7 separate regions of the Mus musculus genome follow, and all the other regions are linked to region 7. A link is a loop called in an ENCODE intact Hi-C map of the cell type or tissue named here. Cell type or tissue: heart. All regions are shown on one strand.

Evidence for each region. Hi-C counts contacts between places; a loop is a spot of excess contacts. Peaks named below come from ENCODE experiments on the same cell type or tissue, not always from the same donor. Only the 100,000 strongest peaks of a DNase experiment are listed, where the experiment ranks them.
Region 1: it touches region 7 in a loop (3.0-fold over the local background); 3 of 42 quality-filtered maps call a loop at or near these places.
Region 2: it touches region 7 in a loop (3-fold over the local background); 4 of 42 quality-filtered maps call a loop at or near these places.
Region 3: a loop joins it to region 7, with 7 times the contacts of the local background. A loop is called at or near these places in 19 of 42 quality-filtered maps.
Region 4: a loop joins it to region 7, with 7 times the contacts of the local background. A loop is called at or near these places in 8 of 42 quality-filtered maps.
Region 5: a loop joins it to region 7, with 4 times the contacts of the local background. A loop is called at or near these places in 4 of 42 quality-filtered maps.
Region 6: a loop joins it to region 7, with 4 times the contacts of the local background. A loop is called at or near these places in 8 of 42 quality-filtered maps.

The regions. Positions count from the first base shown.
Region 1 is chr16:43,392,432-43,396,431 of GRCm38, forward strand. All of the region lies in intron 4 of Zbtb20 (zinc finger and BTB domain containing 20), which reads left to right. Among named protein-coding and RNA genes, the nearest start is that of Gm15713, 26 kb to the right of the region's middle. In heart, a CTCF peak has its summit at 2,461; a DNase peak (open chromatin) is centred at 2,550; H3K27ac peaks cover 1,590 bases.
Region 2 is chr16:42,913,363-42,917,362 of GRCm38, forward strand. All of the region lies in intron 1 of Zbtb20 (zinc finger and BTB domain containing 20), which reads left to right. Among named protein-coding and RNA genes, the nearest start is that of Gm19522, 3.3 kb to the left of the region's middle. In heart, a CTCF peak has its summit at 1,580 (motif pointing left); no DNase peak of the experiment used is centred here.
Region 3 is chr16:43,537,892-43,541,891 of GRCm38, forward strand. The region is part of intron 5 of Zbtb20 (zinc finger and BTB domain containing 20); the gene reads left to right. Among named protein-coding and RNA genes, the nearest start is that of Mir568, 100 kb to the right of the region's middle. In heart, a CTCF peak has its summit at 2,374 (motif pointing right); a DNase peak (open chromatin) is centred at 1,980.
Region 4 is chr16:42,833,896-42,837,895 of GRCm38, forward strand. All of the region lies in intron 1 of 4932412D23Rik (RIKEN cDNA 4932412D23 gene), which reads right to left. Among named protein-coding and RNA genes, the nearest start is that of 4932412D23Rik, 40 kb to the right of the region's middle. In heart, a CTCF peak has its summit at 2,226 (motif pointing right); no DNase peak of the experiment used is centred here.
Region 5 is chr16:43,595,731-43,599,730 of GRCm38, forward strand. All of the region lies in intron 9 of Zbtb20 (zinc finger and BTB domain containing 20), which reads left to right. Among named protein-coding and RNA genes, the nearest start is that of Mir568, 43 kb to the right of the region's middle. In heart, no CTCF peak of the experiment used is centred here; no DNase peak of the experiment used is centred here.
Region 6 is chr16:42,275,079-42,279,078 of GRCm38, forward strand. The region is part of intron 2 of Gap43 (growth associated protein 43); the gene reads right to left. Among named protein-coding and RNA genes, the nearest start is that of Mir6540, 26 kb to the right of the region's middle. In heart, no CTCF peak of the experiment used is centred here; a DNase peak (open chromatin) is centred at 1,553.
Region 7 is chr16:43,800,521-43,804,520 of GRCm38, forward strand. All of the region lies in intron 2 of Drd3 (dopamine receptor D3), which reads left to right. Among named protein-coding and RNA genes, the nearest start is that of Gm26074, 31 kb to the right of the region's middle. In heart, a CTCF peak has its summit at 1,710; a DNase peak (open chromatin) is centred at 1,531; H3K4me3 peaks cover 490 bases; H3K27ac peaks cover 1,767 bases.

The DNA.
Region 1 (4,000 bases), 410 kb before region 7:
TAAAGATACTAGAAATGGACTTAATTCAAATATATATGCTGCAGATGTAAAGAAAACTAGCTTCAAATCTCTACAGCTTATATTCAACTAAATACAATGCTGTATAATACTATATAATTAATATAAGATCTTTACACCTTTAAATTTTAATTCTTCTATTAAAAAATGAGATCTAAATACCATTGGGATGCGCAAAGATGTATAAATGTATAACATGGCAGAGGATTATTAAAAATATGTCCTAATGTTTTAAGTGTGTATTTGTGCACATGCGTGCATGTGTGTGTGTGTGTGTGTGTGTGTGTGTGTGTGTGTGTGTGTGTGTGTGTGCATGCGCACGCAAAGGTGCCCACAGAGATCAAAGAGGGATATTGAATACCCAGGAGGTAGAGTTACAGGTAGTTGAGAATCATACAACATTGGTGCCAAGATCCAAATAGGTACTCTGTCCAGTCTCTTAACCATTGAGCCATCTCTCCTGCCCCAGCAATAAGTGTTTACTCCAACAGGGATCACTATAAGTTTCTTTCACTGTGTTGTAGCTACCTGGTCTGAGTTCTGCTTCTGTTTCTACCTCTCGTTTCCCCTTGGGTCCCACTTTTGACCTCTGTCCCCAGGTACTAAGTCTCTGTCTCTGCTTGAAAGACTGTTGCTATGTTCTTTAAGAGCGATCCTCACTATTATTTATAAATTCAATACCAGCTCATAGTCTATATGTGACATTTAGAGAGTGCTGTTCTTCTCCTACAGTTCTAAAGGATAGTGCTAATATTAAGGTTTGCATGTAAGTGGAGTAGGGGCTGGGGACTCCATTATGATTACCAGCTTCTTCGTGGGAAACAAAAATGACTTGCCAAAAGTCACTTGGAAGCCCCAGGTGGGGAATGTTGAAATTTTTATGAGAAGATCTAGAATTCTTGAGTCTGAGTCCACCAGGGGTCCATTTACTCTGAAAACAGCAGCACAAGGATGATCCCAAGTGTAACTTTGGTATTCTGTTACTGCTTTTCTATCACACAGATAAAATGTTGTCTTGCCTGTGCTGGTCCTCCTGTTACCTATGGCAAGCAGGAGGAAGGCGCTGTAAATTCCCTGCTCAACAGCCAAAGCTAGCCTTGTCACCAAAGCTATCGTGTGTTAGATCACACGTCAGTGTCTGCAGTCGAGCCAGGCCTGGTGTCTCAGGTCTACTTGTTACCAGTGAGTTTATGTGCCTTGAAGCATATGTCCTTGATATATGATCCCAGAGCAAAGGAGCAAGGTATTTCAAGCTGGCCACAATTTTATTGACTCTCACAGGCTTGCTTTGTAGTCATTCCAATACACTAGATGAGAAATTTCTGATGTTCCACACTATCCCGTCCTCAGGACTCCATTTCATAATTCAGTGTCCAGCAAAACAACTCCAGTGCTTTTGTGTGACACTGTGACCATGGGGATAAATAATTGCTTAGTAATTCTCTTTGAGGCACAAAATGCTAAACATGGAGGAACCATTTCCCCTTAATGGGAGCCAGAAATCCTGTGAGTGCTTGAAATGGTATTCACAAGTCTGAATGGTAAACAGAGAAAAACAGGAGCGCACCAGTTGCACAAATGACTCGCTTGTCACAGACTTGTCATTGCGGTAATCTAACATTTCGTTCACAAAACCCGATGGGAAGTACAGAACAAACAGGCCCTGCTGACGGTTTGGCTCCACTAAGCCTTCCTCCAAGCCCAAGCATCTGCAGCATCTTCCTGTCCTAGACCCTTGATCTGCCGAAGTGAGTCGACACTGTCCACAGGAATGAAGTGTTTGACTGTTGCATTAACAAGTCGATGACAAGCAAGTTACTCAGGCAGTTGAATGCTGCTGCTTTTAGCAGGCTGCCATTTTGACCTTCACTTTATCATAAACAAGAACCCTAACAAAGCAGAGCACCCAGGAGATATCAGGATTGTTGCCACAGGCCTGTGCTGATTAACGAAGACTGCCTGTCTGGGGCTTAGGTTATAATGGTATTGTGGGCATAGCAGACAGCTCTGTGGGAGTTATGGAAGATGATTCCTGGTAGAACATTAATGTTATGAGCACAATTGAACTGTCCCAAGGATTGCTTTTGTGGAGGCCAAGTATATGTAAGGAAATTCACTGTCTCCTGTTTTCCCTCCCTACAAACATAGGTGTGCACACATGAATTTATGCTTTATATAACGTTACTATTTGGAAAATATATGTAGAAACTCTTACATGCCAGCTTTTACACATAGTATTTGCCACTTCTTGTGTTCTTTCTATTGGTAAGCTCCCCTACCCTCCTTCTCATTCAGGGTAATATCTACAGGTATTTAAACTGAGTCAGAGCCACACGTGTGTCTCCTACTGTCTACCTGTACCTCTGTTAGCCTCCCCACACTCAATCCAGTAGCCCTCCAAGTCATCATCAGTTTATTTACCACACAGTCTACCAGCAGGGAGTGCTCATACACTGTGCAGTCTCCACATTCTCTGTTTGAGGAGCCTCCTCCCCTTGGGAACCCATCCTTAGTGCTTCCTGTCAAGTGGGCCAAGAGCTGTCTTCACACAGAGCCTGGCTGTAGTCAGAGCCTTGCCTGTCCCCTAGTCCCCAGGGTTCAGCTTTGTTGGTGCTACAGGATATCATCACTTAGGACAATGGCACATTTGCTAAGACTATTCCCGTATTCAGACAGCTGAGCTTCTCTTATGCACCAAGGTGTCAGGTGCCCTGTATCCCATTAGACCCTCTAGGTGTATTCAAGGGACACTGATAGTGTCTGCTGTGCTTCAGACATTCCATGAAAGGCTTTCATTCGTAGGCTTATTTTCTGGCTGATAGCACAGGTACTTTTATTTTCAGAAGTCTTTTGTAAAATGGTTATCATTGTTTAGCCATGAGAACCAATTTTCTGGCCAACACCATGGTAGGCCATAACCTTCTTTGAGACTTGGAAAATTGAGCACAGAGCTGTCTCCCAGGTGAAATGTTTTGATCTCATCCAAATATCTCCTGCTGTAATCTATACCTCGACTCTGTGGACCTCCTACTTCAGAGGACAGGTGGGTGGGAAGATGTAAGAAGAGGGTCCATTCTGTGTATAATTACAATACTGTCTCTGGAAAAGGAAATGGGGGCAGCATGAAGGAGTAATTCAAAGATTCTAAAAGAAAATACGTGAATGAAAATTTGAATTTTAAATGTAGTTTTACTCACTTTTTTGTTTTTGTTTCTTTTTTAAAGTTCCTAATAGGATTTCCATAATGATTTTGTGTTTTCTTAATAGAACTTAAATGGAAGAGAAATGATATGCTATATTTAATTCAGAAAAAAATAAAAATCCTTTTTATGGGAACTCTTCCTTTTCCTATGCATTAGGGAATAGAAAATGGAAGAGAGGAAGGCAAGGATGGGGCATGGAGGTGGGGAGATTTCTTCCTCTTCAGAGAAAGAGCTCACTAGTGTGGTATATGTATGTACTTATTTTAATGTTCATTTACTTATCTCATTATTTTAACAAAGAAAAGAAATGTCTCCTGCACTGGAGTAATGTCATTGGGCTCAGAATTTTAGGACAAAAATGAGTTTTTTACTAGGATGACTTTCTGTCTTTCTCCCACTTAGCAAATGTGTGTATGGATGCTAGGCACCAAATATGTTAATAAATGAACCGTGCACACAAGATCGGGAGCAGAACAAGGCTCTAAGCCAACGTCTAAATTTTAGTCCAGGCAACTCCCCCTCAGAGATTATATACTTTTAGTCTTATTTTAAACAAAAAGTTTTCTTTTAATTTTATGCATCACTGTGCTTAAATGGAACAGGACATGTGCTAGTGTGATAACTGGGACTTCATACAAGCTGTGCTACCTAAGGAACATACATGAGCCATCTCACCATCTTTATTTTATAGTTCTACTTTCTTTGTGTAGTATTTAGAAGAGCTTTTATTATTTCCATTAACTTTTCCCCTGACTTAGTAGAGTTAGTTCAAAGAAGCA
Region 2 (4,000 bases), 890 kb before region 7:
AAAGCTATTTGACCCATTCCTACAGCTTCCGTTTTCATCCTGCTAAAGCCAATAGATCTAACTACTCTGTTCATCCCGATTCAGATGCTAATGGTGCCACTTCTGCGAGGTTATAGCAGAGTCAAAGCGTCTCACACGAGTGGGACTCTCAGTATCAGGCCTCTTGCTGTCCTTGAATCCTTGGGGTTTGAGCTCTGAGCAGATAGATCTTCATATTTGTTCTGTAAGAAGTCTTCCTAACAAAGCAGTCACCAAAGCAGCACCGTAAGCGGAATTAACGTGGGTGAACTGATCTACCAAGTTTGTGTGTGTTTTCTCTTAAAACAAAGCCAAATAATTTTATATAAAACAGCAACCAAAATACCCTCTCAACTTTCCATCAGACAAAATGGATTCAGGTTTTGTTTTACATAAAAGCTTCCCGAATCCAGGTTGTAATAGCCCATTCTTCAGTGCATCCTGCCCATTTGGTGCTTGCTTTGCAAATGTTGAGTAGATCCAGATAATTCTTTCCTTTTAAGAAAAAATTATACTCTTACATTCTCAGCATACCCACCAATATGAAGATATAGATACTTCAGTACCTACACTCAATAGTTTTGTTCTATCAGTTGGCCATGAAACATATGAACAAAAGTTTAAAAACTATTTTTTTTTTTCTGGTATGTTGAGAAAAACCCTACAGTCTGCTACAAAGTTCTTCCTCTGGAATCAGGTGGTATTAATTAATGCAAGAAAGGGTTTTAAGTGGCTAAATCTGGAGGCCTTGTTTCTTTTGACTGTGATTTTTAAATAAGTCACAATCTCTGTTTTGCAGGATTTTTTTTTTCTTTGACAGTAAAACAGTAAAACTTATCTGATTCTATTTTTTAAGTCTTCAGCAGTGTGATTTTTGTTTTAGGTAGCTTTATTTGTAGCTCTCTCTGTTCATAGTTTCTGTTTATAAGCTAAAAGTGGATGGAGGAAGTTTGGGTTTGCAATGGTGGAAGAGTAGAAAGAGCTTCTGGTCTGAGAGAGCACAGCACTTTAACTTTGAGGTGGTGGGATCAGGGTTAAGTAAATATCACGATATATTATTGGTCATATTTAATGACTCAATAATTGCAATAAACCAAAAATTATTTTTTTGACAGACTGAAGGACTTAATTGCCTGCGGGTCGTCTGAGAAAAGACAGTTTTAAGTAAGTTTTAAGTGAGTGGAGTGCAGCCTAGCTTCCATGGCTCCTCTTTCCCACTGGCCACTAGATGGAGAGGTGGTCCGTGTCCACAGCTTATCCGTGGTACACCGCTCACTTCTGAGTTTCTACTGGCAAAGCTGAACTGGATGCCTTTGAACATTTTATGAACACAGACATGATATTTAGGCGATGCCATCAGAGAATACACTGTCTTCTATAAAATCATAATGTGATTTTCATGAAATTCAAAAAGATTTGTTTTTCCTTAGCCCCTGTAAGTCCTGGCAGACCTGGGAGGCCAGCATCACAACTCTGGTTTTAACTGCCACAATAGCCCCTCTTGCCTCTTTCAAATTTGTCCATTTAGAAAGGGCCTGGAATGAATGTCAGCACGACAGTGCCACCTTGTGTCCCTGTTGCTATGAGAGTAACTAATGCATGAGCCAGTGAAAAGGAAACAACTGGACATTCAGAAAAATATTTGCAATTTGTTCTAAGCCTTGGTTTTGCATTAATGTTACAAAAATACGTATGAAGTGTTTTAGTGTGTTCGAGAATTCTTAATTCTCAAGAAAATATTAGGATCTGTGTATTTCCCTCTCTCATACTAGTATTGAAAATTTTAAAATGCTGAGTTCAGGGAGGGATGTATTTAACTTAGAGTTAGAGATGGAGAAGACAAGAGATTTTCACCCAGTTCTTACCGCTTATAAAACTGAAACTAAGCACATCAGACACCAAGCTATTTCTTCTTTTGAATTCTGATGGGAACTTTTCTATGCATCCCTTGTAATACCACTTCTCACATTCACTTGTCATTGTTTCTGAGCATATAGGCTGTGTAAGCCCTGGGCTGGAGGATGAGACTTATGTATGACTGTCTGTCATTCTGGAACCTTCTATGGTACTCAGAATACTCACTCAAGTCACTTGAGGTTCACATGAATACTTATACTGGGCAGCTTATGACACATTTATTTATTTTGCACACACACATAATACACAACACACACACACACACACATATACACACTTACTTTATCCTTCTCTCTCCAAGATTTAAATGGTTTTCAAAGAATTTCTCTTGGAAGAACACCTTTTGACTTAGCTCCTTTTCAAACAATCCTCTCTAACTTTCTCTTTGATACTATACACACACACACACACACACACACATATATATACACATATATATATGTGTGTGTATATATATTATGTATATATGTATGTATATATATATGTATATATTTAGTTTTTCTTCTTTTTTTAATTAATTTATTTTTTTACACTCCATATTTTATTCCCCCCATCCACCCTCTAACTGTTCCACTTCCCACACCTCCTCCCCACCCACCTGTCTCCACGTGGATGTCCCCACCACCCCACCCCACCTGATCTCTAAACTTCCTGGGGCCTCCAGTCTCTTGAGGGTTAGGTGCATCATCTTTGAACGAACACAGACCGGGCAGTCCTCTACTGTATGTATGTTGGGGGCCTCATATCAGCTGGTGTATGCTGCCTGTTTGGTGGTCCAGTATCTGAGAGATCTCGGGGGTCCAGATTAATTGAGACTGCTGGTCCTCCTACAGGATCACCCTTTTCTTCACCTTCTTCCAGCCTTCTCTAATTCAACAATGGGTCAGCTGCTTCTGTCCATTGGTTGGGTGCAACTATCTACCTCTGACTCTTTCAGCTGCTTGTTGGGTCTTTTGGAGGGCAGTCATGATAGGTCCCTTTTTGTGAGTGCTCCTTATTAAAATGACATTTTCTGTTTGTGTGTGTGTTATGGTTGGCTGTGCAGTAGTCAATGCTCGGTTTCTAATTTCAGCTTCACAACAAAATTCTTGTGCTAATGTGAATGAGATACTTGGCCCTCCTACATCAGTGCATAAAAGAATTGGACTGATCCGGCTGATCTGAAGGGTGTCAACTCATGAGTTTTGGAAGGCCTGCTCTTGTGTTTACATTATTTTTGTACCTTTGACATCTCAGTTTTTGAATTACTACTATAGCTAAAAGTTAAATTACTCATTGTTGAAAATATTACCTGTTATCTCATGACTCAGAAGAGAAAGCTCTTCTTACAGGGTTACATTTAAAGTGGGCATGGGAATTATAAGAGAGAGGCACCGTAAGATTTTGCATTTTATTAAATATTTAGTTTGGTTGATTGGGCTACCACCATCTTTCTCTTTTAAGCTATAAAATAAGTAGAATATTTTTAAAGAGCAACTACTTGCCACCTACATATTATTTCATGCTATTTTAAACTTTATTCATAACTTGTTAAAGTCAGAGTTAAGGTTTAAGTTTCACATGTTTTTGTATGGAACTTATGCTTGAGTTTTAAGTCCACATATCACTGAAAACACAAATAAACTTAGGATTGGATAATTCACTTAACTTTTTAAGTTTGCCTTTATAATTTTTAAAAAGCAATAGTAGATGTTACCTTTCCTATAAACTCTTATAGAGTTATTGTGAGGATTAAACGAGTGAGTTCATGTCTGTAAAGCTTTCACGAGTAGTAAAAACAGTGTACAAATACTAAGGAGTGTCCCTGCAATTACTGCTGTAACTAAAGAAGGAACGATAATAAAGTCCAAGTCAGAGCAACACACACAGCTTAAGAACATTCAAATCTGGGGCATTACTTAGAATGCTCCTCTGTGGCAGCAGACTCTTTAGAGATGTTTTCGAAATTTTCTGTATTTTGCCTTAATAACTAGTAAATGTAAAACAAGACTACATCTACTGTCTTTAAATAACTTTTTATACTTAGTGTTCACAAGTTGCTTTTGATCATATTTATTAAGTATAG
Region 3 (4,000 bases), 260 kb before region 7:
AACTTTCGTGTGGATATAAGAAAATAAAAAATGAAAATGAAAAATTGAGAGACTGTAAAAATTGATTGGAAAGTAAGTACCGGGCAATCAGGTTCCCTTTGCATGATTGCCGTCTCACTGACAATCAAGTGAGAGACGCTTTGACGCAGGGAGAGTTGGTGCTGGGCCACTGTGCTTGTGAGAAGCTTGTTCCTCCTTGTTCTGGTTCTTTCATTCAGTCTTCTACCGGACAGAAAGGGAGAGTCATTCATAGCTAAGCATCTTCAGGCTCTAACAGTGATATTTCACCCCATGAAAGCCAGAACCCCCACACCCACACCCCAAGAAAAAGCCAGAACCCAGTAGAAAACAAAGATCTATTTGCAATCTGCTCTAATGGGACTTGCTTTGGAAGATGTTTTTTGCTTATTGTCTTTCTTGTTGATGCCCTGAGCCATCTCCTTGCCCCAGAGATCCCACGGCTGCAATGTACAGACTCTTCTCATACAAAAGTCTAGGTGTTCTTCTCTAGAGGGCTGTGACTTTTTTTAAACACCAGAGAAGTAATAGAGGAAGGTCAAAGAGACATCATTCTCCTGGTCAGGCATTCTCTCCTGACCCCATGGACACAGGTGGAGGGACACCTTTTTATTCTGAGTTAGTCCTATTTGGCTCCAATGGGCTGCCTGTGTGAATGTAGCAGCACACAGTTCCACCCTGACTACAGTTAGAATGAAGAGAAGATTCCTATTTAAAATGCAGCACTGATTTCCCTGCGTTGAACACCAAGGAGAACTCCAAAATGTCCCCCTGCTCGCAGGCTTATCAGTTATCTTAACAGTGTTTACCCTCAGCTCTCATGGGACTTCCATTCATCTCACTGTAGAGCCACCAATAACTGAACAGGAAATCTGACTGAGAAGAAGAGAGAGCACTTAGAACCCTTATTGGGTCATAGTATCTTAGGCTGTGCTATACCATTTTCTTAGTCTGTTGTTTTCTTCTCTTTTGGATTTTTTACATTTATTCATTCACTGTATATGAGTGTGTACTTACACGTGCATGTGTGTATGCGTGTGGGTGAATGTTAGCCATGGTATGCATGTGGAAGTCAGAGGAAAACTTGTAGGGTGTTGGTTCTCTCCTATTGTGTAGGTTCTGGGGTCAAACTCTGGTTGTCATGATCGGCAGTGGACACCTTTACCGACTGAGTCATCTTGCTGGCCCTGGTTTCTTTGCAGTGACCCAGGAATCCTTAGTCTCTGCTTTGGATATGCCGAACCATTGCTTTTTTACCAAATCACAGACTGGGAAGGTGGTCTCTTGCTCAGCGGGTATGTGCCTGGGTAGATGCTCTCCCCTGAGATGTGCAGCCACTCACACATCACCAGCTTCTAATAATTCCTGACATTTAAAGAGTCAGTCCATTTCGACCATTTCTTTCTGCATATTTGTGGAAAGAGCCAATGGTTTGCAGCATTCAGGAGGCACAGGATGTGCACCTTGTCGTGTGGATCGTATTCGTTCTGCCCGGTTTATCGGTTGTTTGTTTTCTCTTAGGATTTTGGGAGACTTCTTTAACATGTTAAATATGGGGCTAAAAATAGTGACTAGACTGTAAATCATTTGGGGGAAAATATTAATAAGATACAAAGAGAACTGCCTTCCCATCCACCCTGTGTCATAATGACAAAATGCTAAATGACTCTGCATGTCTGACTCCCTCGTCACTGGAGGTGAGGCCTCTGGATTCTGTGCCATACAAACCCCCAAATGTGAGAGCCTTAAGTGCAGGCTGAAGTACCAAGCGTGGGTTTGGATTTCCCTTTCCTGCCCCAGTACTCTGAAAGCATGTTTACTCAGCCTTCCCTCCGAGCAGGGTCCCTGTGCTGAAGCCGGTCTGCCAGCCCACTTCTGAGTAACAGCCAACACCCCCATCCAGCGCCGCCGACCGATGGGCTTGCTCGAATTTAAGGAGCAGGACTGATTTTCAAGTTTCTTCGAGCCATTATTTGTGTTCCAAGTTATCTTCCTGCATCCGTATTAATTTTCTGTTTCCAAAAGTAAGCCCCATGTATTTCAAGGCAGCACAGTTGCTTTTTCACATTTTCCAGGGAACTGGTGTTTTTAATGTCATGTGAGGACAACATTACACAATGGGTCTTTGGCAGGGACACACAGAAATGAATACCGTGTGCGAACAAACATTAAATGGCAGTCTTAATTACAGAGTTAGACTCTGTTGTTTTTAATGCCCTTCAATTTTATAATTTGATGGAAAATGCATCAACACAGCTATTTTCTTTCTACCCTAAATGATTAAGGATTGATATACCCCCAAACTGCAGTAGCTCCTTAGATCAGCTAATCAGGTAGGCCTTACATGTTATCCACTAGAGGGCAGTAGGGATACACAGCCACTCCAACCAATATGTGCAACATATGGTCGACGTGGAAACATAGTAGCCATAGCTTTCATGTGTATGAAAAATTCCCATTGCAGTGTTGCTTCACTTATAATTATATTGAAAGTAAACACTAATTCACAGACAGACTACGCATATTTCAACATATCCCTCTAGTGTTTTGTCTATTCTAGTTTAAAATGCCCTGAGTAATGAAACTTCTACTACTTCCCTTGGGAAGCTATATCAAAACCCACTTGTTTTACATGCCTGTTTTTTTTTACAAACACACACTCAAGATCTATTAGTCTTCCTTCAAGTTCATTTAGACCTCTGTTGCATACTCCATTTTCCCTTACAGCAAAGCTAGTTCCATTCCGCAAAAGATGTTTCCTGAGTATCCATTGTGTGGAAGACATACTTAGTTGAGGGATGTCCACAGCTGGCGAGCATTGCAAGGCTGCGGCTGAAGGATTTGCATGACTCCAAGCTACAGAAGAAGCTCGTCCAAACCAAACATCAGAAGAAGATGTTGGCCTAAGTTCTAAAAGGAGTGACATTCATAAAACTGTCATAACAGGAAAAAGTTTAGTTGAACTTGGATTTTCTGTATTGAAATCCAGAGTGCTAGTATTGCATGGTGACATCTAACATCACCTGAAAAACTGTAAGCTCTCTGGCTGACCTGGCGGTGAGCTCATGCCAAGGAGACGACCTGGGTTCTCACCAGTGAAAGCTGATCCTTTGGCCGATAGATCAGATTAGCCTAGAAGTTTAGAACCAATTTTGGGGTTCTTTATACCTACTTATGAAACAGAGGATATGGTTTGTAAATCCCACCAACAATGTTCCGTAGTCTGCTTTTCGTTTTTTTTAATCATCGACTCACTGGGTTCAGTCCCAGTGCCGCTACACACATTGCATGATGGGAAAGTAACCCAAGATCACATGCAGTACTTTGAGTTTGCACCACTGGTCTTTTACATATACTTCGATCATATGTATCTGAAGGAGAGGGTAGGAAAAAAATCCAAGCCAAGAAAATCCCTTTAAGGCTAGAACTCACAGTTACACTGTTACTACAAGGTTTCCCCATTTACATTAGAGACAGAGCAAAGTTATTTGCTCTGTTGGGTCTTTTTCTCAGATACATTTCCATAAGGCTGTCCTGATGGCCAAGGACATCCCAAGTAGACATGTCCACGGGTGAGAGTGTTCTGCCTCCAAGTGCAGAATGAAATGTTGCAGAAGTTCTAGGAATGATACATACCTCTCAGTGCTCTTTCACATCCTTTGAGCCAATGTAGAACATAGCCTATTCTCCAGGGTCTTTAAAGGCCTTTCTTTTGCCAATTAGGAGGGTAAGAATGTGCTGGATAGGCTGACTCTCTGTAGGAAAAGAGAAGGGAAGGATACAGAATCTTCATGGGAATCTATACAACAATAGTCCAGACTTCCTATCACAAACAAAGCTTACATCCAAAATTTGTGTCACCTGTAATGAAATCCACAGGAGTATTTTATATGGAAGTAATTAAGTGCAAATGTACAACAGCCATTTTTGTGTTTTTGTTTGTTTCAAAATACCAGAGGTGATTAGGCCATATTATGAACTA
Region 4 (4,000 bases), 970 kb before region 7:
GGTAGTGTCTGTCTTTTTCCCTGAGATGGGTTTCCTGTAAGCAGCAGAATGTTGGGTCCTGTTTGTGTAGCCAGTCTGTTAGTCTATGTCTTTTTATTGGGGATTTGAGTCCATTGATATTAAGAGATATTAAGTTAAAGTGATTGTTGTTTCCTTTTATTTTTGTTGTTAGAGTTGGCATTCTGTTCTTGTGTCTGTCTTCTTTTTGATTTGTTGAGGGATTACTTTCTTGCTTTTTCTAGGGCGTGATTTCTGTCCTTGTATTGGTTTTTTTCTGTTATTATCCTTTGAAGGGCTGGATTCATGGAAAGATAATGTGTGAATTTGGTTTTGTCGTGGAATACTTTAGTTTCTCCATCTATGGTAATTGAGAGTTTGGCCGGGTATAGTAGCCTGGGCTGGAATTTGTGTTCTCTTAGTGTCTGTATAACATCTGTCCAGGCTCTTCTGGCTTTCATAGTCTCTGGTGAAAAGTCTGGTGTAATTCTGATAGGCCTTCCTTTATATGTTACTTGACCTTTCTCCCTTACTGCTTTTAATATTCTATCTTTGTTTAGTGCATTTGTTGTTCTGATTATTATGTGTCTGGAGGAATTTCTTTTCTGGTCCAGTCTATTTGGAGTTCTGTAGGCTTCTTGTATGTTCATGGGCACGTCATTCTTTAGGTTCGGGAAGTTTTCTTCTATAATTTTGTTGAAGATATTTGCTGGCCCTTTAATTTGAAAATCTTCATTCTCATCCACTCCTATTATCTGTAGGTTTGGTCTTCTCATCGTGCCCTTGATTTCCTGGATGTTTTGATTTAGGATCTTTTTGTGTTTTGTATTTTCTTTGATTGTTGTGCCGATGTTCTCTATGGAATCTTCTGCACCTGAGATTCTCTCTTCCATCTCTTGTATTCTGTTGCTGATGCTTGCATCTATGGTTCCAGATTTCTTCCCTAGGATTTCTATCCCCAGCGTTGCCTCACTTTGGGTTTTCTTTATTGTGTCTACTTCCCTTTTTATGTCTTGGATGGTTTTATTCAATTCCATCACCTGTTTGTTCGTGTTTTCCTGCAATTATTTAAGGAGTTTTTGTGTTTCCTCTTTAAGGTCTTCTAACTGTTTAGCTCTGTTCTGCTGTATTTCTTTAAGTGAGTTATTAAAATCTTTCTTGATGTCCTCTACCATCATCATGAGATATGCTTTTAAATCCGGGTCTTGCTTTTCAGGTGTGTTGGGGTGCCCAGGACTAGGTGGGGCGGGAGTGCTGCATTCTGATGATGGTGAGTGGTCTTGATTTCTGTTAGGATTCTGACGTTTGCCTTTCGCCATCTGGTAATCTCTGAAGGTAGTTGTTATAGTTGTCTCTGGTTAGAGCTTGTTCCTCAGGTGACTCTGTTAGCCTCTATCAGCAGACCTGGGAGATTAGCTCTCTCCTTAGCTTCAGTGGTCAGAGTATTCTCTGCAGGCAAGCTCTCTTCTTGCAGGGAAGATACCCAGATATCTGGTGTTCCAACCTCCCTCCTGGAAGAGGTTGTGTTCCACTCACCAGAGGTCTTAAGATTCCGTGGAGGGACCTGTGAGGACCTTGGGGATGTCCGGAAACTCTGCGCGCAAGGAACCCCGGTGCTGGAGTGGACCAGAAGGGACTTATGCCCCTGATCAGGCCTGGTTATCTGTTTCCCTAGTTAATGCAGTTTGAGGTCCTGTGCGATTGGATTGGAGCAGATGCTGTGTTCCACTCACCAGAGGTCTTAGGATTCGGAGGGGGATCCTGGTGGGTCCTTGCGGGTGTCCAGAGACTCTGTAGGCAAGGCACCCCAGTGCTGGGGAGGACCGGAAGGGATTTGTGCCCCTGATCAGGCTGGGTTAGCTGCTTCCCTAGTTAATGCAGTCTCAGGTCCCGCGATTGGATTGGAGCAGACGCTGTGTTCCACTCACCAGAGGTCTTAGGATCCCGAGGGGGATCCTGTGTGCGTCCTTGCGGGTGTCCGGAGACTCCGCAGGCAAGGCATCCCGGTGCTGGAGTGGACCGGAAGGGACTTGTGCCTCTGATCAGGCCGGGTTATCTGCTTCCCTAGTTAATGCCGGATTATTCTTTCTTTAAAATTGCTGTTTTTTAAAAAACAAATGGACCGCATACTTGTCTTTTTTATTATTTAAAGTTCCAAAATTATCATTTCTGTTAAACCAGACAATCTTTTAAATGTAGATTTTATGTTAGAGTAATTTTTTATTTCTGCCAGCAGGTGGAACCCTTTAGATTTATTTTGTCTCAGTGCAAGATAAACGAACTCTCTGTGATCCATTTTCATTTATAAGAATAGTTTTATTTAATGTTTGTTTCTGAAATACGATGAGTACATAAGAATAGTCAACATATATTCCCTACAAAATTTCATCATTAGTGAAACTCCCACTAATATATTTAATTGAACTTCAATTTCACAGACACTTCATCAAATTGCACTGGTCAAAGTGTAAATTCTCAAGATATTCTTTGTATCTCCAATGGTAAGGAAACACATAACCTAAAGGATCCTCCATTCTATAGAATAAGGGTTTGCAAATATTTTATGTAGTCAATTAGTAAATGTTTACATTCTATGAGACTTACTGTGTTTATCAAAACTATCTATTACTATGATGGTTCAAAAACACACAGATAATATGTGGGCAGGTTTAGTCTTTGGACTCTGGTATTTATCTTACCCCTGCTCTTGGCCAGAACGTCCTGAACTTGCTTGTGAATCTGAATCAACAGGATATTTTAAATTTCAGATAGTGCAGTCAGTTCTCCAGAGCATGTGATTAGGCAGGTCTCTGAAAGGACTTGAAGATATGTATCACTAGTAAGTTTCTAAGTGGTGCTGATGTTGTTGGTTCCAGGTACAGATTTTACCCTGGAAACCATACTCTAGGCCATATCATCATTTCTGCAGCTATTTGTTTGTTTATTATCTTTGTGTGTATAGTGTGTGTGTGTGTGTGTGCTCATGCGTGTGTGTATGCTTGTGTGAGTGTCTGAGTCTGTGGATATGTGCCACATAAGTATTGGTATTCAGAAGGGAGCATTGGACTCTCTGAAAGTGGAGTTACAGGTGGTTTTGAACTACCTGATGTGGGTACTGAGAATGGAAGCCAGGACCTCTGGAAGAGCAGCAAGTTCTTGGAATGACTGAGTCATCTCTCCTGGCCTCTGTTGGTTTATTTCTAAAATAGTCTTTAAACAGGTAGAACAGATATCATAACATGAACTTGCAATATTTTCTAAAGAGACAATTTGTGAAGTAATAGATTGGGTCAATGGGAAGTAAGACTTTATATTGTGACATACACGGTTCAATTATCACCATCTATTAGAGTAGTATTTTTTTTTTCATTAAGAATGATGCTATAGAAAATACCTCTTGAAGAGGCTCACAGGCTGAAAATGTGTTGACATTAGTATGAGAAGGTGAGAAAAGAATCACCCACCACTGCTTTCATCCTGACAAAATCCCTATATTTTAATGCATGTTTTTTACATAGCTAAAATCATATTTCACATTTAACTTTAAAATACAGTTTCTTAAGTATAGTGATCAGAATTGCTACTCTTGTAATTAAATACTATTTGTAAACATCACATTTAATAGATACGTAATTTCCATTACATATAGGTATATTTTAGCAACTGTTCGTACCCCATCCATAATTCTTGGATATTTCTGTCTCGGTGTTTATTAGAAATAATCTTTCAATGAACATTTTGGTGCATAAATTTGTCTTTATGTGAGATTTCTTTCAAAACCCACAGAAACGTCAGTACTGATATGTTTAAGGTTCACATTGCATATTCAAGGTGTCTTGATTATAATCTTATCCTCAGTGCATCGGGGAACAGCTACACTACATCCTGTCTAGTACTAGCCATTTTCATTACTTTTCTTTGTTACACACACTTGTGGCTGGCTTAATTTTCTCAATTATTCCCTCTTTGTGTCCCACCCTCATACCCTCTTCCACTGCTTGTC
Region 5 (4,000 bases), 200 kb before region 7:
TGAATCTGAAGTTCTGCTTTAGAAACATTCAGAACAAAATCGCAACAGAGTTTGGAAGAAATCAATATCTTGGAAGCTGTGTGATAATTTCATTGGGAAAGATTATTTACCTGGCACCACAAGATCTTATATCTCACTCACTGAAAGCTAGATTAAGGGTTTCCTAACTCACAAATTAATTTCTGCAACTCTTACCAGTTGATATTTTCTGAAAGAATGGTATTCTAGAAGACTGCAGTGTCTCATTACAGTCACTGAAGTGAGGATTCTATCTTTCCTGTTTAAAAAAAAAGAGAGAGAGAGAGAGAGTGCATGTTGATGTGGAACTGAAAAGGAGAGCAAATGAGTAAGATGTGCTAGCTTCTATATAAACACATTTTAAAATTTGAATTTCTTTCCCAGAAAAAAGAAAGACAACTTCTCAACGACACTGACTATCTAGGTCCCTCTTTAAGGCCTTTCCAAATCCAAGCTCAGACTGGAGAACTGTGAAAATTTCAGTACATTCTTCGGCTCAGCTTTTTATCCCGCCCACGGATACAGTATCTCTGTATTTTTGTTCTCCAGATTTAGTGAACAATGAGAAAGGTTACAATAGGGCAGCAGCTAAATTTGTAAGGAAAGAGCTTTAGGGGGAAATGCAATTCCTGAAAGGCGCTTCAAAGGTTTCTAGTGTGAGAGGATTTAAAGACATCAACCTTAGCCTCCATTGACTTTTCTCCTGGTCCCAGCACGGCTTCCCTCCTCAAGAAGCCATTTTATTTCAAGTCTGGGCAGAGAGCATAGGTGTTCTTCAGCATGTCTGGAATTTTCTGCTCATGCTTTTATTCTGAGAATTAAAATATAAGCTTCCACAAATACACAGCAAGACAGTTAGTATCCACGTTTTAGTCCACCAGAATCAGAAGCTCAAAGCAGAGGTCCATCCTGCTCGTTGATTCTACTAAGGGTTATCTTGACTGCGTGAAGGACTGCCCAGAAACCCACGAAGTATTATCTTAGGTATGGTGGCAAGTGTACTTCCAGAGGAGCTCAGCATGTGAGTGTGAGTGGACAAGGTGGGGATAGTTCTCCCCCAGTGATGGTGCGTCCTTAGGCATCCCCACCTGAGAGCTAGGTAGGGCTTGCTTCTGCTTTGGATATCAGAACTGTAAGCTTCCTTGAGTTTGGATTCCAGGCTTATACCAGTGGCACAAGCGTGCATGCTAGTTCTGAGGCCTTCAGACTCACACTAAGCCATACTCGGAGAATCCCAATGTCTTCAGCCTAGAGATGATCTGTCAAGACTACTCATCTGTCCTAATTCATGAGCCAATTCCTTGAATAAATCCCCTCTCATATGTCTATTGCATATCCTATTGATTCTCTCCCTCTAAATAACTCCAACTAATACAAATTTTGGTATCAAGAGTGACTCTAGAGGAACTGAATTTTTTTTAGGAACTGAATCTTAAGGATGATTTGTGTAACTGATTTTAAGGATTCTAGAACTGACTATCTGATTAAACTACAAATTCCTAAGGGTTCTAGTTAGTACAGAGAGCACCAAGAGACTGTGGCATGAGTTGTAGGGAACGCAATATTTGATACCCCTGGCTCACTACTCATTAGAAGCAAGGAGTTTAGTGACTCTGTCTATTGTACTTTCAGTCTGGAGAACCAAGAAATGTGATGCTGATCAGTTACAAATCTTCAGGAATGAGATGTCTTGGCTCGAGCTCCACATAACTTACTGAAGTGTATCTGAACTCAAAATGTCTCTCCTACATTTCCAATAGGCAAACTGCTGATAATAAAGCATGCCCTCGTCATTCAGTTGGCTGAACTCTAACAGACTTTGAACCCAGCCTTTTGTGGTGATAGCACACTGTTAAAGTGAGGACATTAGTTGAAAGGTATGAGGTGGAGATAAGGAGAAGGAACGAGGGGATCCTTAGCGTTAGATTGAAATGTGTGTGAAGACTAATGAGGCTGGGGACACAGAGCTCCTAAGCTCTGAGGAGACACGTTTGCCAGTGGGCATGCCCTCTCTCCATGTTCTCTCCCCATCCTGTGCCCTACAACAGAGTGGCCTCTACCCACTGCCCTATGGCACGGCAGCTGGTCCCTCCCACCCCTGCAGATGGCTACTCACCCACACAAGGATTGGCTTTTCCCTATCTGCCTGCAGGCATTGGCTGGCATCATTGCCAATGAAAACATCAGTGATCTCTCCTGAGAAGCCCCGAGCAGGAGAATGCTGCTTCTCCTCAGGCCTGGCCTTCTTGGTTTCCACCCTGAGATCTAAATTCAAGTCAGATCAGAATTCCTAAAGTGCAGAACAAAATGTCACCCTGAGGTGTACTGCAACACAGGAATCATGAGATGCCTGCTTTATGCAGGCAGGAGTCTGGAGAAATCTCGTGTGGGAAACATGAGAGGCCAGGCTAAGTAAAGGGGAAATGAACTTATAGCAGCCTGAATGTGTTTTTTTAATTGAGATTTTTTTACAGGTTGTGTTAAGGATCCATACACAGACATTTCAGTTTGTACACAATTCTTAACATATGAAAAAGGTCTAAAAGTGACATGTTGTGATTCTTAATAGCATACCTTCCAGTGACTTTTCAACTTCAAATGTGGAGGCAAATTTTCTACAAGGAGATATGAAATACCAACACATTCACATGCTAATTTACCATCACAGAAGACCCGCCCAGGTCTCTGGTTTCTACCACACACACTGTACCCACAAATTTCCCTTCTCAGCACATTAACAACGTTATCAAGAAAAGGAGACAGCCATTCCAAGGGTGCTGCACAGTACACACATGTCTGACAAGACAATAGTATATTCCAGACATGTTCAACATACAACTGTGACTCCAAGTTTCCATTTCATATGTTTTATATTATAGGATATAAAATTAATTTACCTATATGATGTTAAGCTTATAACCAAGACAGTCATAGGCTTCCCTAATTAAATGGCCCACTATTTTCTGGTTATATAAAAAATAAGCAACAACCAGAAAATGGTTTTGCAGCTTCCTGCTTCTTTCCCTCCTCCTCCACCATCCACTCTGAGTAGGTAAATCCATTTTACTATGCCAGGCTCCCTACTCCTTCGCACTGATTCCTTGGCACTCTGTATTGCTCATATTGGTCCTCTTCTGATCCATGCTGCAGCCAACAAATTTAAGGTTAGTGGATTTTCTTAATGCTTTAAGCTGTAAGATGAAGTGTGGTTCCAGCACACTAGGCTTGATTTCTTTTACCTACTTAAGAATGGACAAAATGGTTTCCTTCAATCTTAAAGATATTCTTAGGATCATGAAGACTAACTCGGGATTGCAGTTATACAGAAAGCATAACTCTGGTGCTGAGACATGGTGTTTATGTGTAGACCTAACGGTCTGAGTTCTGTCCAACATCCCATTTGGTAGCAGGAGAACCGACTCCCAAGAGTTGTCCCTCTGATCTCCGCACATGCTCTGAGTCACAAATGCCTGCACACAGAAACACACCACAGATGGATGGATGGACGGGCAGACAGACAGATGAATGGATGGGCAGAAAGGCAGACAGACCGATGAAAAGATCTTTTAAATATGTTTGGGTTATACAAGAAGGGAGGGAAGAACAGTGAGGCATTCGTAGAGTTAGCTTTTGTCTTCCACGGTAGGCTGTACTCTTCCTTTTTAACTTCTCCATTTTGTGCAGATAAATGATGGGGTTCTTGATGAGCAGCTTGGGACATTTTTCATTTTTCCCTTTGTTTCTGGGTTCTCTTTTGTTTGTACCCTCCCCCCTCCCCATCTCCAAGATGGAGTATCTTTATATAGTAGCCCTCATTGTCCTAGAACCAGCTTTGTAGACCAGACTGGCCTCAAACTCACAGAGATCTACCTACCTCTCCCTCCTGAGCCCTGGGATTAAAGGCATCTTCCATCACAGCCTGGCTTGTTTCCCCTTTTTTTTAATTTGGAGGTTTGTTCTTTCCCTTTAAGTTTTTTTTAGC
Region 6 (4,000 bases), 1.5 Mb before region 7:
TAGTTTTCATCAGTGTTATATTTGCTTGCTCCTTTTAAAAACTGGTTTTCTGGTGTTTTTGTTTGCTTTGTTTTTATTTGTTTGTTTGTTTTGTTTTGAAACTGGATTTCTGGGTAGTCCTGGCTGTCTTGGGACTCTCCCTGTAGACCAGGCTGGCTTTGAACTCAGAGTTCCACTCACCTCTATTTCTGGAGTGCTAAGATTAACGGTATTCTCTACTAAGTCCTTTGCTCTTCCAATGACTTTTCGTAAGGACCTAATAGATGATTGTCAGACCAAGGACTGACAAATTCGAAGTGATCAGATACGAATTAGGTTGTTTTCACATTTTAATTAAGACTTGGGATAGATAGCATTGGGAACAGAGTCACAATTGTTATTGTGAAGAATCCTCAATAAATTATGGGACTTCAATAGACAAATGGAGCAAGTACTATATTCTTGTAGATTTACTACAGGAGGATGACGGTTGGTATGTAGCTGAAAGGGCAGTCTACACCCTCCGCCCTCAGCTGCCTGCCACATCAGTACAGCCCCAGGAGGCTTCAGAAGATGTGCTCAGGTCTCTTGAGTGGCTGCATCTCCCCCCACCCCCCAGAAGCGACAGGGGACAAATGGCTGCTGGCTCGCTACACAGTTCCACTTCACTCTGCTCCCACCCTCTTGCCAGCCCACCAGGCACGTGCCAACAATGAGCTGCCTGCTTCACTGGGATCCTCGGCTCCATTAATAAGCCCTGGAAGGCTGATAATTGGAGATTTGCGGAGCCTGCCGTCTTTCAATGAGGCGGGTTGTTATGGAAACCGCAGGCAGAGCATCATGTACATATTATTGATCCTTTAAAATAATAATAAAAAAGGACCATTAGAATGTAATGTCCCTTTTTCTTACCTCACTTGGCTCCCATCGTTTTCTTTGAGAAGTTTGTCATCAATTTGCACACGTGACAATTCACAGCTCATCTCTCTCTTTATCTCTTAGCACCCGCCCCACCCCTTTCTTAATTACAGAGAATCTTTCACCTCTAGCAGGAGAAAAAAAGTCAGCTGAGCAGAAAACCAAAGGAACACCAAAGAGAACACTCTCAATCTAATTTAACACCAAGGCATTAACTCGATAATTTGAGACAAGAGAAATCAGTCATGAGTATCAATGCACATTTCCTCGCCATTAAAAATAATAATAATAAATCGAACAGAGCTTAGAAATGACTTCGGAGCCCCACCCTAGTTTATTCTGGTGGCAAGATGTTCACCACCCACGATGAAGCACACACGGTGCTCTGGAAAGGAGCCCCCAGCGCTCAAGCCAAGGAAAAAGCCGGACTATTTTTCTGAACTACTTTTAAAATTTAGCTTTACACTCTTGCAGAAAAAAATCCAATTACTCCTTTTACTTAAGGAATACAGACATAATGCCGAAGTGTACCTGACTGGGAGGCCTGTGATCAGCATTAAATGAATGTGCCTGAAGGCTGCTTTGGACTTCAGTGTCACCCAAATTCCTTGCGTTGAAAAGGCCTGGGCGCCATTGTTTCTTGGTGAACTTCCCATTTTTCCCCAGCAGAGGGCAACAGAGTAATACTGTTCCCGACCTTGAGGTCTGCGGACCAGCCACGAATCCAAAGCAAAGCACACAATTGGTTCAGGAACGATTTGCTGTGGCAAGGTCCTACTTTGAAGCCTTTCTGAAGTTAATTGTATTTTTAAGTCCTTTTAAAGGTAACCAAAATCTAAGTCTAGAAATATTGTTTACCAAAGTCATGAAGTCATGGGAGTGGATGAACTAAAATTAATGTTACATTGTGAAATGGATTTCGAGAGCAGGTAATGCTTTGCAGTGGCCTTATCTCTATAGGATAAGGTCTTATCTTATATCTAAGACCTTTGAATCCATAAAATACTATGACATCAGTTGTCATACTATTTTAATGTAGCAAAAGCATCTGCCATTGTTTAGTTTAAAGCCCCAATCACTTCAGGTCTGAACATTTTAAGGTCTAACACAGTCACCTTCCCCTCCCTGGTGCTATAGCAATGTTGCCTAATTAAGTTCACTTCCTTCATTCAGATACCTGCCACCCTGGTGACATCTGAACTTACTCTCTGCAATTAGACTGTGTTTCCAGTCAAACACATACTTTCACATAGCTCTGGGGCCAGGAGTTCGTTTTGTTTGCTTGTTGTTTGCTTGCTTGCTCCTTTTTAAAGGCCTTACATTGCTTCCAGATTGTACACTGAACAACAGCATTTTTCTTTTTACTTTTATATACCAGTATTCTTTACAACGCCTAGAGCTCTTGCGTAAGTCACACCTGCTAGCAAAGGAAAGTTATCTGTATGACAATGAAACGAGCTCCTTGGGTTACCTTGTCTCCTCCACGATGAGCCTAACTCATTATGTGACTGTTCAAGGTGATCCTACAAGACACGTCACTTTTCATTAGAATACACACACGCACAGCCCGTCCTGGGGATTGTTCGAGTACAGTGGGCTGAACAGTTTTGAAAACTGGTCCCAGCTGAATAGCTGATGAAAGACCAAACTCTCATCCATATTGACACACAGTAAAACATGTTACAGACCATTCCAGGAGATGAAAGGACTCTGTGAGACCCGCTATGCCTCGGTCAAAGTGACATCTAAGTTTCCTAAGAAGATTGAAATCTAAGTTGAAATCATTATACTTGTACTTACCTAGAAAGAGCATATTACCCATTTCTCTCAAGAGTTTCCAACTCTGTCTATCAAATCCCTAGATTGCAGTTTCTGAGGGACCAATTACAGGCAGCCTAAATTAATCCTACCCTCACTACCTGGTGGCCTTGGCTAACTTCCAGGCTCAATCATCACTGATAATGTAAGTACTTGGTAATGTTGCTGAGCTCCAAAGTAGGCCAAGTAGAATAGCCTCCGACTCTCAGGAGACTCGGTATATCATTATGTGTCTCTCTCTAGCTGACCACAATAAATTAAGTCATATTTGTACATTAATTTCCTCTTTAAAGTCAGGGGGTTGGTACCAAGGTACAAAATAATGTTTTCCAATAATTTCAGATTTTAAAAAAAAATTTTAAAAATTGGTCAGTTTCTATTAAACACTTGCTATATGTTCAAGGAAATACATTGTAGGAACTTTATATGCAAACCATTTAATGCCAATTGGGTTCGTCTCTGAGATCATTTCATAATGATGAAACCCATACTGAGCTATTGACAGAGCTCCTTAGGGACCATGTCTGTGCTTCAAATTCAATTCCAAGACCTGTACTCTCCCTCCTGTGTCACAGTCGAAGAGGACACTTACCTAACTCAACAGCTGCTGCAGTGCTCTGTCTACTGATGCAACAGCTAGTTATTCATAGCATACTTTCTTCTGTAAGATGAGTCCTTTGCATCATTTAAAATGCATCACTTTGTAAATATCTTGTGGTAGTCTGGGATTGGATGTATCATTAAAGGTACCCAGCAAGAAGTTTTAGAATAGCTTAGAGTTGAATCCAGGCCTGCCAAGTCCTACCTAAGGTAGGATATTTAATGAGGTATCCTAGGTAAATTTGTTTCTAAAACTTTACTTGGAATCTCCAATGTGTTAAGTTTGGAAATAGCTTAAGTTTAAAGTCAGGGGATATTAAAGCTCACCTCTTCTTTTCTCTTACTGCCTGGAATCAAGTAGTTGTTCACTTTTAGTTGAAGTAGGGTTGCCTGAAATCTGATGCTAAAGAATTAAGACAGTGGATGGGTGGGTGGGGGAGCACCATCATAGAAGTAGGGGGAACGGGGTGGGATAGTGGGGTTTTGGAGGGGAAACTAGGAAGGGGGACAACATTTGAAATGTAAATAAATAGAATAACCAATAAAAAAATTTTAAAAAGAATTTAAGAGAGAGAGAGAGAGAGGATATTCAGAAATAGGTCATGGAAAAGAAACAGATGATTTTAACACTTAAAGGAGGAATCGGCTATAAGTGTTATAGATACTTTAGCTAAAAAAATATTTT
Region 7 (4,000 bases):
GATTTATTGAGCCCCCTGTCTGACCAAATAAAAGGTGGTGAAAAGCTGCCTTCAGAGCTCTGGGCTCATTAAACCCAGGCAGGGAGTTAGAGTCAGGCCCTCCCACTCAGACCGGGCTCGTCTTTCCCCCAGCAGTCACGGCGAGAACCCCCCACTTGAGGTTAATGATAGCTTCAGCTGGACAGTCATGATATTAAGACCTTAATGAGCGATCGGCCACGTCGACCGAGAATCAGAGGGCGCTCCATGTGTGCTGAAGGTCCTGCTGTCCCTCGTCACAAGTCCCAAGCTAGACCCTGATCTTCCAGAGATTTAGACAGTCCCCCATTCTTGACAAAAGTTAGGGAAGGTCACCTGTGAAGGTCACGCCTGCAGCGCACCACTAGAAGTATAATTTCCTGTTATCCTAATTTGTGTGAATGCACAGGCAACAAAAACAAATATAGCTATCATTTATAAACAGTCCAGCAAAGTAGGTACATTGTCCCATTACATGTGCACATGTCAGTGGGCGTATGCGTATGTACACACACACACACACACACGGGTGGGGTGACTAGAATCACAAAGCTATTAGGTAATAGATGAATGGAACCAAAAGTCACTGCCCATCTTTTTATTTCCCCAGGGCTGGGGATGGAACCTACCACTTAGAATGTGCTAACCTTTGCATTCTTCCATGGAGAGACAGCTCCAGGGTTATGTTAGCTCAAGCCACCAACACAAGTCTGTGATCCTCCTGCCTCCACCTTCACCCCCTGAATGCTGACCTTGTAGGCATGTGCCACCAAGCCAGCTTGTGCAGCCAATATCTCCTACAATAAACTGCCCTGGAGCCTCACCCTGGGGCCCCTAGCTGTTAAGTCACACTGCCAAGTTCAGTATCTAAGCCTTACAGCAAAGCGACTCTAGGCTGTTTGGTTCCTTGTGCCCGTTTAACATCAACAACTACCCCAGCCCTTCAACAGTGGCTCACACAAGAAAGTTCTCGACACTTGTCTGATAAATAAATTTAATGTGCACTGCCTGACAACCAGGAGGGGGAAAAAATCACAATCATAAAACCTAAAGTCACACAGAACAATCATGAATCTCTTAGGCTAGCCCAATAATGATGGCGATACAGTAAGAACTGCCTTTTGGATTTTAAGTTGTATTAAAAAACAAACAAACAAACAAAAAACTTCACAAATGTAATCTCATTCAATAGCTGTGAACAGTTCTGTTAGACAGAAAATTTGAGTCAGAAAACTCCAGCCGCGGGCCTCACTGTCTGACAAGCTAGCTGCAAAGCTGGATTTCAGCCCTAGGGCTTTACCAGAGCGAACATTGACTGCACTCGGGTCGGCTGAGTACTCTACAGGAGAGAGGGCCGAAAGAACTAGATGCTGCAACACAAAGAAGGGAGTGGGACTGGGAACACCTCCAAGGGAGGTGGCCCTAGCCAGGGTTCCTTCTCCAGCCAAGCCGCGCCAAGCCAAGCCTGACCCAGCGCCTCCGCGGTTGGCCTTGAGCAAATCGCTCAGAGAGGAAACCAGAGGCTAAACAAGTCTCGCAGGGTGAGAATGCGGGGTCCTCGCAGGGCTCCAGGAACTAAGTGGGGAGGTTTTCCGGCTCTGCCTCCCCACAGAGCCTGGAGAGCCCCCAGGTGAGTCGTGAACTTCTCACCCCGGCAGAGCTGGCGAAGTTCTTGCTGCATTTTGGTGCCCTCCAATGGTGGATTTTGGAACAGCCTCGAGGTCTTAGCCACCCACCTATGACATGCTGGAGGGGGCCTCATTTATTCTAACGGCTTAATCATTTAAGAAGAAGAAGGGGGGAAAAAAAACATACTGTGACAATAAAAGACTGTAGTCTTGTCTCTCATCTCTTACCCCAAGTGAGCAAGAAGGTTTGACAGAAATTCTCCCTAATGCAGACTCTCTCAGACTTGTCTAATAAGATACATTAGATGTTAAAAATACACGTCTCTGGGTTTTACTTTAGAAGTACCTCATGGAAACCACTAGGGAAATAACTTGGGGACGTTCATTTTAACAGTACACCCCCACACTCTCCAACTCCCACCCCCACGTTCCCCACACCCTAACACGCTGGCAATTAGCAGAGTCAAGATACTTGGGGAGGTTCAGTTCTGAGCATTCACACTGGTCTCCCGAGTACAAACAAGTGGGATGCCAGCAAACCCATGTTTCCCTGCAGGGCTAAGACAGCTACATGTGCCTTGGACAGGGAATGGGGTCCTTGTCAAAGGCACTGGTCCTAGAGATGGGAGACCTGGCTCTGCAAGGACAACTCCAGTCTGAAACTTTAGATCTATCCTGCCTTCCCTGAAGTTCTGGCTCCTCTCATAAAAAGAGCTACGTTCAGTATAGTCTCTTGCTCATAGAAGTGATGGAGCCTCCAAAGAGCTGATGAGCATTAAAGTGTGTTTAAGACAGCATGCCATTCCCACTAGTGTGCTAGAACCATGCTGGTGAGAGCAATATTCCAGGAATGTTTCAAGTTGGTAATCAAGCCTTTGGTGGTGGCTTGACATGAGCAGTGGTGGGAGTATTTGCGCAACAAAAATTGATGCATGTTACAAATTGGGGCTTTGTGTGTGTGTGTGTGTGAGAGAGAGAGAGAGAGAGAGAGAGAGAGACAGAGAGACAGAGAGACAGAGACAGAGAGACAGAGAGAGACAGAGAGAGACAGAGAGAGCAAGAGAGGAAAAGAAAGAAAGAGGAAAAGAAAGAGAGAGGAAAAGAGAGAGAATTGTTAGCACATCACTGAATATTTAGCATGTCTGGATTCTTTTACCCGTTAATTTTTTTTTGCCCACACATTTTGGTGTGTGATGTTTTTGTTTATTTTCAGTTTTTATAATAACATTTTATATATAAAAAAGCTAGTATGAAAAACAAGGAGGACTTTGCCTACAGCAAGCCCAAGCCAAAGAACGTGGTTGCCATCTTCCCACTCTCCAGACTTCAGCTAGCTGTAGCAGTTCCTCCATGACAGCAGCAGGATTTAAGTCTCAGCCCCTCCTCCAAAGGCTCCTGGGGTCACCATGAAGTGACCCTAGTGACCACATTTGATTTGGAGCCCTAGCAGAAAAGAAGTCCTCAAACTGATAGGCCTGGAGGACCACCAGGTGGGGGTGTGCTGTGTAACTGCTCCAGAAGAAAAGAATGGGGCTACCATGGACCCCCTTGGAATCCATGGGGACTCAACAGACTTTAACTCAAGAACCCCATTTCTCCCTCTTCAGAAGGAAGCCACTCGCTCTCATCTCAAGACTCACAGCAGTCTTTATGCTGTTCTGTCAGGAACACAGGTGTTAATTCTTGGAAAGTAGCTACATAAGAGGCACAGGTGGAACACGGACATTGGACACACAGGGACAAACAGGGAACATCGCTCAACCTCTGCTCACCCAGCATGCATCTTGCTTTCCCTCAGCCCAAGCTTTGCGGTGTACAAGGCAGAGTAAGGAGGCTCCTGCCCTAAATCTGGCATCCTGCCTCCCCGGAAACCAAAAAGACAAAAATTGTCGCTCTATATTTAGACCCATATCTAAATTCCCCGGAGCCTGGCTCAAGGATTAGACCGTTCTCTCATGGCCACTGAGACGGGCGATAGCTGCCTACTTGCTTCGCACATGGACCTCTAGGGAATACTGAGCTATAAGATGCTTTGAGCCGTTTGGGAACCTAAACCAAATGGCTAATCTCTCTCCATCGGTGAGACAAGCCCAACGATGGCTTAAGATACTGACACTCAGGATGTCAGTGCAATTGATTGGCACTGAAACATTATAAGTTCAAAGACAAAAGTATCTGTCTGAGAGATACTAGGGAGGCTACGATTGAACTCCCAGGGAGAAGGATGGATAGAGGGCTAGACAAAGACTGTAGGAAAATATCCACCAGCAAGGCCAGCTTGGCTGAAGCATGAGTGCATGCCAGGAATCAACAGAAGATCATGTTCACAAAGGAAGCTGAGCTCATGCTGAAGA